Regions from separate parts of the Homo sapiens genome. Here region 2 is linked to region 1. The links are chromatin loops, found by intact Hi-C in ENCODE. Cell type or tissue: PC-3. All regions are shown on one strand. Region 1 overlaps PDGFRA (platelet derived growth factor receptor alpha). Region 2 has its middle 190 kb from the start of LNX1-AS2.

The links. Peaks named below come from ENCODE experiments on the same cell type or tissue, not always from the same donor. Only the 100,000 strongest peaks of a DNase experiment are listed, where the experiment ranks them.
Region 2: it touches region 1 in a loop (5-fold over the local background); 2 of 110 quality-filtered maps call a loop at or near these places.

The regions. Positions count from the first base shown.
Region 1 is chr4:54,232,550-54,237,549 of GRCh38, forward strand. All of the region lies in intron 1 of PDGFRA (platelet derived growth factor receptor alpha), which reads left to right. Among named protein-coding and RNA genes, the nearest start is that of PDGFRA, 5.8 kb to the left of the region's middle. RefSeq lists enhancers at 774-1,324, 1,135-1,254, 1,762-1,811 and silencers at 805-914, 1,876-1,983. In PC-3, CTCF peaks have their summits at 928 (motif pointing left), 1,883 (motif pointing left) and 2,087; DNase peaks (open chromatin) are centred at 912 and 1,852; H3K4me3 peaks cover 1,995 bases.
Region 2 is chr4:53,779,128-53,784,127 of GRCh38, forward strand. No RefSeq gene overlaps it. Among named protein-coding and RNA genes, the nearest start is that of LNX1-AS2, 190 kb to the left of the region's middle. In PC-3, no CTCF peak of the experiment used is centred here; DNase peaks (open chromatin) are centred at 1,964 and 2,714; H3K4me3 peaks cover 1,558 bases; H3K27ac peaks cover 4,334 bases.

The DNA of each region.
Region 1 (5,000 bases):
CTATGGCGCGTGTCGGGCAAGGTGGCACCAGAAGGCACTTTTGTGTGTGTGTGTGACAAGAGTCTCGCTCTGTCGCCCAGGCTGAAGTGCAGTGGTGCGATCTCGGCTCACTGCAACCTCTGCCTCCCAGGTTCAAGCGATTCTCCTGCCTCAGCCTCCCGAGTAACTGGGATTACAGGTGCCCGCCACCACGCCAGGCTAATTTTTGTATTTTTAGTAGAGACGGGGTTTCACCATATTGGCCATGCTGGTCTCGAACTCCTGACCTCAGGTGATCCGCCCACCTCGGCCTCCCAAAGTGCTGGGATTTACAGGCGTAAGCCACCGCGCCCGGCCAGGAACGGTTCTTAAATGCCGAGAGGGCGCATGCTAGCTCTCCTCAGCATTCCCGGTGAGCCGCTACCCACGGCCGTGCGGCTCTCGTGCCCATAGGAGGCGCTGGCGAGCTCCTGTAACCCTAAACCCCTCGGCCCCTTTCCCCCCACCCGCCCGGATTCTCTTCCCGCTCTCCCCCCTCTCTCCACACCCGCCCGGCCCCCTCTCGGGTCTCAGTTGAAAACAATGCAAACGCAGAGCGTCGTGCCTGGGGCGCAGCGGCCTCTGCAGCTCTGAGGTTCAGAGCGCGGCGCGCAGGGGCGCAGGGGCGCAGGTCCCCGGAGCGGCTGGGCATCGCCGCCAACCCCGGGACAACCAAGCCGCCGAGGACTTGGTGGAGGTGGGAGGGAGAGCGGACCGCGCAGTGTTCCTCTGGGTCCCGGGGTCAGAAGCCGGACAGTGGCGGGGGCTGGACAGTCCGAGCGCAGAGCCTCCCGGGCGAAGTCTGCGCGCAGCACTCCCGGCTGCGCTGTCGGGGACCAGGAGCCTGGGCTGCGGGCGAGCTAGCTGGCGAGCCGGGTAAGATTCGCGGGGCTGTCGCGCCCTCTAGTGGGCTCCGGGGACGCATCCCGCTTTCCCCAGCCCCGGGCGGTCGGCGCCGCTATCTCAGTGGAGCGCAGCGCTGGAACCCCGGGGGCCCGGAGCGGAGGCTAATCTGGGTCACCTTTCCCCTCCTCCGGGCAGCCAGTGGACTCCTCGCAGGCTCTGTGTGGGCCCGGGAGGCGCCGGGTGGACGAGAGGGGGCCGAGGTCTCTGGGTTTGGATTGAGAATGGGACGTCCTTGTAATTCAATGTGGGAGAAGCAGGGGAGTGTGGAGGAGGACGGGTCCCGTGCGTTCTTGGGGGGCAGGCGCCGTCTTCTGCGTTCCAGCCCCTCGCCAGCTCCCTTGCCCCGCGGGCGGCCTGTTGCTGTTTGTTTGTTTTACGACCCTGCGTTATTGTGCAACGGTAACAGTCGTTTCCAATCAGCTGCGCGGCCGTCGCGGCCCTCGCCAGGCTGGTTTATGGGGGCGGCGGTGGCGCGCGGACAGATAGGACAGCGCGGCCCGGGAACGGCGTCGAGGTCCAGGCGGTCCCCCTGCCCCGAGGGGGCGGAAATGCTGAGGTGGCGAGAGCGTGGGTTGCACAGAACCCTAGTAGCGAGTCCGGCTGAGCCTCTGCGGCCTAGCCCAGCAGCGTCGTCTTCCCGGCTCCGAAGACGTCTTCCCGAAGCCCCGCTGCCCCGGCGCACCAGCTCCCGGTGATGGGGATGATGATGGGGATGATGGGGAGATGTCCCCGAATTCTCCTGGGGTCCCGAGGAGATTTAGCCATTTTCAACAGCAGTTTTCCTATTTCTGCTTAAACCCCGCGGGCTTTCAACTGAGGTCACCACGAAAGCTAAAAGTACAACCTAAGGAAGGAAGAGACTGGAAATTAACATTTGGGGTAGTGGAGCTCAGAATTCCTCGCAGCGGCGTCTGTGTCGCAACCCGTGGACGCACGTCCTTGGACCAACACTGCCATCTGCTGGCCACTCGTAAGAACTACTGCGACCCGCTGTGAGAATGGGCTTCGCGGAGACCATTAGGAAGGTGCTTTATTTTTTATTTTTTATTTATTTTTTGCTCAGTAGGACCGTAATAGGTGACTGATTTTCTTTTGCTGTGAGGCTACAAGAATTGCTGGAAGACAACATTTTTATTTCGTGGAAATTTGTGTTGTGTTTCTCCTTGGTTGTTAATGCTTTGCATTTACATAGTGAACATCTTATTATCAGAGCTGGCCTGTGAGGAGGGTAGTGGGGGGGCATTGATGTTCCCGTTTCTGAGTGAGGAGACCTATGTCGGGGCCTTGGTGACCTCAAGCCGAATGCTCAAACTGCTACTGCTACTCCTAAGGTTGTGCCATTAGGAGTCACACCCGTTTGGTGATATTCAAAAGGATATGTCATTTTATTCTCCCGTGGTTAAATATATGGTGAGAGGAGAGCAGGCATGTTTATGAGCCCAGATTGTCCCATAAAAGGCTCCTGTTTAAAAACACTCCAGCCCCCTCCCATTACTGGAATGTCTGATGGAGCTCCGGGAGATCAAAACAACAAAACAGGCTCTGGTAGGGTGCAGAGGTCCTGGTAAACACACCCTCTGCTGGAAAACAGGGAGAAGTTTCCACCAGTGTAGACCTGCACTTGGTTTGCCTGGGCTGAAGTTAGGAGACTGCGTAGAAAAAGGAAAATGTGTAATTTTCACAGTTAGAATTAACTTAGGAGAGCTGAAATTAACTGAGCCTCGGAAATCTGAATCTTGAAGTCACCAGTGGCTTTTGGGGCTGTGAGAGAGTCTCCTGTGGTCTTTAATCATGTGAGGGTGGGGTGAAATTCAATATTCAGTGGTTCTGCAATGGGATGCACTGTGCAATTGGTGATTGAGAAGCCAACTCTCTGGCTTTAGGAGAAGAATGTCTTGCTGTTAGTCCTTCTGGAAATAGAGCCTTGCATTGCCTACTGTCTGTTTACACTACCTTTGCACATTGCCTTTGGTTATAGAGTCATGTCCAATGGCTCTTTACTTCTGTTTGCAGGGCAGGAGATGGCACCCTGTTAAAGAGAAAGGATAGTAGCTGCAAAGTCATTTGTTTCTCTGTTTCTGTGACTGTATATATTGGCTCATCTTTGAATGGTCTTTATAGCCACACCAGGCTGGAGGTAACAGGGTCATGGGAGTGGACTGCTGGTGTGGGCTGAATCAGAGTTCAGATCCATGTCTCCAGGAGGTAGGAGGTGCAGGGCAAGTCATGTGGCTTCTGGGGCATCCCTCACTTTCTTAGTTAAGGAGAAGTTGAAGGAGCCGATCTAAAATATCTTGGGAGTCTGCAGAAAAAGTCGTGAAAATCAAAGCACTTTCAATTAAACTATATAATTTAGTCCTTACAAGAATGCCACAGGGCAAGCAACCAGTCAGGCCTTGGTAGTCGTGCTTCCTAGAAGAAAAGACTGAGGTTCAGAGAGTTGGATAGAGTATCAGATTTGGGATCAGTGGCTAGTCCAATGTGATTTCCATCCTTTCTTCTGAGAGAAAGCATAAGAAGGCCAAGAGGATGGTGGAAAAGCACAAGTCACCTGCCTGAGAGTCAACAGGGCGGGGGGTCTCTTTCTCAGTTTGTTCCTCTAAGTTATGGCAAATGTTTTTTGAGCTGTGATTATTGAGAATGGGGGCTGAAGTTCAACATGTAGTTGGCATGAGGGAAGTAATTATGATTGAAGAAAAGATTTGGGTGAAATCTAGTGTTCTTCCCTGCAAAGGGGGTTGTTCTCACGGATTCTTATGGTGCCATGTTTCTCAGAATTTGTAGTTTCAGTTACTTATATTTGCACACCTGACTTTAGATGAGCTCCAGAATAGCAGTTACTAATTAAGGATGAGCATTTAGAGTAGATAAAAGTGGCAGGAACAGCAAGACTCACTCCCAGAGAGCCTCACTACAGGTCTAATAGGTGAGGAAATTCCCCATGTTTCCCATTTTTCTTCATTACCTCCCTGTGGGGCAAGCACTGCCATTATTCATGAGTAAACTGTCTGAGTTATAGATAAGTAATGACATGAAACTTCACAAACACGCTGAGCACAGTGGCTCACGCCTGTAATCCCAGCACTTTGGGAAGCCGACGTGGGTGAATCACGAGGTCAGGAGTTCGAGATCAGCCTGACCAACATGGTGAAACCCTGTCTGTACTAAAAATACAAGAAATTAGCTGGCCATGATGGTGGGCACCTGTAATACCAGCTACTCGGGAGGCTGAGACAGGAGAATCGCTTGAACTTGGGAGGCAGAGGTTGCAATGAGCTGAGATCATGCCACTGCACTCCAGCCCAGGCGGCAGTGCAAGACTCCATCTAAAAAAAGAAAAAGAAAGAAAGAAAAAAGAAAAAAAGAAAGTTCACAAACAGGCCTGATTTCTACCCAGGGAACCACTGTTATCAGAGATTGGGGTTTGGAATCTTAAGCAACAAACACATGTTTATTCTCTTCCTTCCTGATGGCTTGCTCAGAGGACCTGTTTCCATTGCCCACTTTTTTTTTGAGACAGAATCTTGCTCTGTCACCCAGGCTGGAGTGCAGTGGCGAGATCCTGGCTCACTGCAACCTCTGCCTACTGGGTTGAAGCCATTCTCCTGCCTCAGCCTCCCGAGTAGCTGGGATTATAGGTACCTGCCGCCATGCCTGGCTAATTTTTTGTATTTTTAGTAGAGATGGGGTTTCATCATGTCGGCCAGGATGGTCTTGAACTCCTGACCTCAAGTGATCTGCCCACCTCAGCCTTCCAAAGTGTTGGGATTACAGATGTGAGCCACCACGCCCGGCCTCATTGGCCACTTTATATGTCAGTAAATAATCTTTCCTGGCAGAGGGTCCACTGTATCTGGAGGCACTGAAGGAAATCTGGGAGTGTCTGGCCAGGGCAAAGCACTGCTTAGAGCTTGCACAGGAAAAGCAGTGAGCCCTTCTTTTAAGCTGGAGAAAGCTTTAAAGATGCATCTTTGGCAAGTCTTGCCAAAGAAATATGGGTTCTAAATGTGATAAAACCAAAGACATCAAGCTGGCTCTGGAGGCCTTGTTTGAAGTTTGCTGAGTGGATTGTCAGT
Region 2 (5,000 bases), 450 kb before region 1:
AAAACTCCCCGTAGCTAAATATTTCCTAACTTATTTCTCTAGGATAAATTTTTAGAGGGGTTGAGTCAAAGATATGTATGTTATGTGGCTTCTTAGAATGATTGTTGCCAAATTACAACTTTCTCAACATTTAACCCCCACTCTAAGTTTTATCAGTCTATACTCCCTTCTCTTATACTCATGACTAACACTGGGTATTGTCTGTCTTTTGCTAATTCAGTATAGCAAAAGTTGTGTCTCGTTGTTTTAATTTTGTTTCTTTAATTACTAGTGAGGTCAAATAATTTTTCATATATGTATTGTCCATTTCTTTTTCTTTTATTAATTTGCTATTCATGCTTTTATCCCATTTTTCTGTTGTGGTATTCATCTATTTCTTTGTAAGAACCTTTTATGTATAAAATATATTCTTTTTAAAATAAATTTTTATTTTTAATTATTATGGGTACATCATAGTTATACATATTTATAGGGTGCATGTGATCTTTTGATACAAGCATACAGTGTATAATGATCAAATCAGGGTAATTGGGCTATCCATTGCCTCAAGCATTTAGGGAGAACAGTATGGAGGTTACTCAAAAACTAAAAACAGAACTACTGTATGATCCAGCAATCCCACAGCAATACACACCAAAAGGAAGAAATCAGTATATCGAAGAGATAAAAGGTATTCTTTATCAGATTTTAATACGTTATATAGTTCTTCAATTTTTGTCATTTTCCCTTTAACTTTTGAATTGTGCTTTTGCCATATGCATTCAAATTATTTTTTCAGATTAAAAAAATGGTTTCTGACCTTGTAAACATGCTTACAAAGTTCTCCACTTATCTCTGCTCTCCACGAAGAGATGGTAGCTTTTAAACAAGCCTATGAACAATGCTTTGTCAAACTTCCATGACTATTCTTGATACACTTTTGAACTAAAAGAGCAGAGGCAGAAAATAGAAGCAGTAAAGCTTAAATTACAATGGAACAACATCCTATATGTTTTTGCTTACTAAGATTGACTTGCTTTTGCTAATTTGTCACAGATTATGACAAGTCCAGTGAAGCCGCCAAATATACACTGATGCTGACATGCATGCTTATTCTTCTTCATTTCAATGCTCAGATTCATTTGGATCCCTGTTTCCTTTGGGAGAGCTCTGAACAGACAAACTCTCCTGACTTCAAGCTCCTTTCTCTGAGCTTCCCTGGGCATCTTGGATGCTTAATGCAGTTTATTTAACTAGAGTGGCTATAAAGCAGAGCTGAGGCAAGAACTTCTTTGTTAACAGAGTGTTTCTCAGAGAATTGTTTGGGATGCAACAGTCATGGATCCATAGCGGGTGGTGGAGGTATATTACCTCAACTCAGGATCATCATCTTTTCACAGGCTAAAAGTCGTGGAACGATTGGCTTCTCTCAATTTCATAGTGGAGCATGCACTTTGCACAAGAGAAGTCCATTTTACCCAAATGGGATTATTTCCTATAGCAAGATAATAGCCAATAGGAAAACCTCGCCAATGTTAGAAATCCACTGTACTAGACATAAGTCTCAGTGTCTGGAGTATATTTCAGTTGTTTGTGCCTGCCCAGCACCCATTTAACCTTTTTGCTTTGATGGAACTTTGATATTCCTTCAGGAAATCTTACCATCCTCACTTTCCAAATATATAATTCCAAAACAGAGAGTGGAGCCCATCCCCTGAAGCTAGCACAGACATAGGAGCCAGACCTAGCCAATCAGAGCCATCCATTCACTATGGCTCCAGTGATTGGTTCAAAAACGGACACACGGCCCAAACTAAACCAATAAAACTCAATACCTAGACTTTCACATTCTTGGAAAAGAAATACATCCTTTCCACTGAAGATACCAAGCTGATGAGTTGAGAGCCTGGGACATTTGGTTACAACCTTGCTCCATCCTGGCTGAGCATGACTGAATGAAAGCAGCCTAGAAAGTCTTCCAAGAAACAGCACATGGCTTAGTCCTGATGACAATAGTGACTCCCTAGACTGACTCATGCCTGAAATTGGTATCCCCTAAAACTATTTCCAGAGCCAATAAACTCCCTTTTCTGCGTAATTCCATGTGAGATGAATTTTTACCACCTGAGTAATATTGTTTTAAATGACAGCTTCTTATTAGCTCTGAACACCTTAGCAATAATGTCAAGAGTGGAAGGAGTACTGGTTTGGGAGTCTGGGTTGTAGTCCTACCTCCACTCACTACTTTCACATCCTTGGGCTAATCGCTTTATCTGTGTGGGCTCACTTTTCTCATCTGTGAAAGAGGTTATTGGAAGAGAGGAATTCTAAATGTCCCTTTGAAGGCCATAAGTCTTGTCTCTGTGATAACATTGTATCAACACTTCAAGTTAATCTGAGGTTCTGGCTCCAACTGCCACCTCCACAACCCAGTGACAAACAACACTGATTTATCTTAAAAGTTGAAAACTAAAAGGTCCATAATATACTTTTAGAAACTAGAAGATAGAACAAAAACTCTGTAAAACATTGCTAGGATGTAGATTTCTCCAGAAGTGTATTAATGAGGTGAGTAATATATTAATACATTAACTATGGTAACTATTGTATAGATTAGTCATAAATATTTTGTTTTAAAAAGGTCTGCCACTCCAGTTTTGCTGAGCTAAAGTAAACGAAGATCCGAGTTATGTCAACAGATGACACAAGTGTTCAGCAGTGAGGCTGTTTGTTCTGAGGAGGGAAACAGGAAGGGAAGCTGGTCCCACTCCCAGTTCTTCTTCATCAGACCTCCGTTATTTATTTGATGAATTAGCAATCCTCACAACTTCAGACACGATCACAAAATGATATTTTGGAAATGCTACTCGGACTGTATAATTCTTCCAACCCTTCGTTGATTCCCAAGTGCCTTCGGGACAAAGTGCAAACCCGTTGGCGTGGCACATGAGCCCTCTGTTATGTGAGCCTGGCTCTAATTCCACATCCCAGTGTCATCTCCTCCCACTCCTCTTTATGTGCCTTACCTAAACTAAGTAAAGAGGTTAATGCATAGAAAATGCTAAACATCTGGCATAATTTCTGGCATTTAGTAAAGGCTTATTATACATGTTGGCTGTCATTATGGCACACTAGTTATACTCACAGTTCCCTAAAGGTGCAGTACTGGTCCTGGATCTGTTTGCCCTGAATCCATCCTCCCTCTTTGCCTGCTGTGTTTTAGTTCACGATGGCTGATCCTTGCAGGCTGCAGTTCACAGGCTCTTGTGTCTCAGACTTCCAGCTGGTTGGGTTAGGCCAGGAAGACACACTGGCAAAAAATGGAGGGTAGAAAGGAGGGAGAAGCCAGGGTATTTCTCTCCTTGTTTCCTTGGGTGATTTCTGCAGCAGTGACTGTCTTCTCTGTAGTTCCAGCTCTTGCCAAAACAGGTCCACTGTGGTTCAGCTTCTGGTTCCTTCTTTTTTCCTTTAGCAGAGTCGGTAGTGGCTTCCTGCTTCTTGATGCTAATCTCTGCATTGCCTCATCACTCGTGTTAACTCTCAGCAGCTCTCTCTACCATATAGCCAATCCCCTGCTTTCCATTCCCTGTGCTGTACATCCTTAAAGAGGTGCCTGTTTTCCTGGAGACACCCTGACTGGTTTGCATAGCACACTCTCATACCTTGGACCTTTGGCTTTTGCCTTATTTCAGCCTCCTCATCCTTAAGACCAACTCCTAGCCATCCTTTCTTCTACCATCTTTGTTCTACCACCATCTCCTCTTGGAAGCTGTCTCAGTTTCTCCACCTGCCACTTCCTGAAGCGTGAGTTGGGTATTCCTCTTCTAAACGCCTCTCTCCTAACAAGTGGTTTGTTCTTGGAAAACTCCAGTACAGATTTAATTTTCTTAAGAGCAAGTGCACTGTCTTACACAACATGGTATCTCAAAACCATCCTATGGAAGATGTTTTCTGAAAGAACGACTAAATGCATAATTCAATAAACACTTTTCAAATCCAGATAAAAATCAATGCAAACTGTCCTTGTGGCAGACAAGGGACAGTTTACAATGATTCACTCAATATGATTATTGAGTTACTCATTCAATAATGATATCCACCCCTGCCTTTTTTTTTTTTTTTTTTTTTTTTTTTGGCCAATAGAGCTCTAGTTCTGTTTGGAACATCAATGTGCCCAGCTCTGAGAAGTACTTGTTTTCCCAGCCTCCCTTGCAGCTCAAGGTGGCCATGTGACAGTGCTGTTGATGGAACAAGTGGAAGACTGCAGGGGAGGATTCCAGGAGGGAAAAAGCCACTCTCTCTTTCCACCCTGGTTTTTCTGTGCCTTGAATGTTCATGTGATATCTGGAGCTATTGCAGCTAATATGAAACTATGAGACAATAAGTGTTGGGGGAAATCTGACACATTAAGATAGCAAAGCAAAAGATAGAAAGAGTATGGTTCTCTTATGGCCTCTTTATCTCTTTTTTCTTCTTCTTACGGTCTCTTATTGTTTCTTTATCTCTCTCTCTCTCTTTTTTTTTTCTTTTTGACAGGGTATTGCTCTGTCACCCCAGCTAGAGTGCAGTGGTGCAATCCTGGCTCACTACAGCCTCAATCTCCTGAGCTCCAGTGATCCATCTCAGCTTCCTGAGCAGCTGGTACTACAGGCTCATTTTGCCATGCCCAGCTAATTTTTATTATTTGAAGATGGGGTTCTGCCATGTTTCCCAGGCTGGTCTCAAACCCCTGGGCTCAAGCAGTCCTCTCTTCTTGGCCTGCCAAAGTGCTGGGATTACAGGTGTGAGCCACTGCACCTGTACTGGGTTCACTGGGTTTCTTGATATGAGAGAAAAATAAACTCTTCCCTTCAATTCATTGTTTTTGATTTTTGTCACTTACAGCCAAGTACATTTCTAACAGATAGGATATGCCATTTAGGGATAATCTATTGCTGTTCTTTTTGGTCATTCCAGTAAAGGATGACAGAGCCACAACTTTATTATCTAGTACCTGTGACTAATTTGAGGAGCCCAAAGAA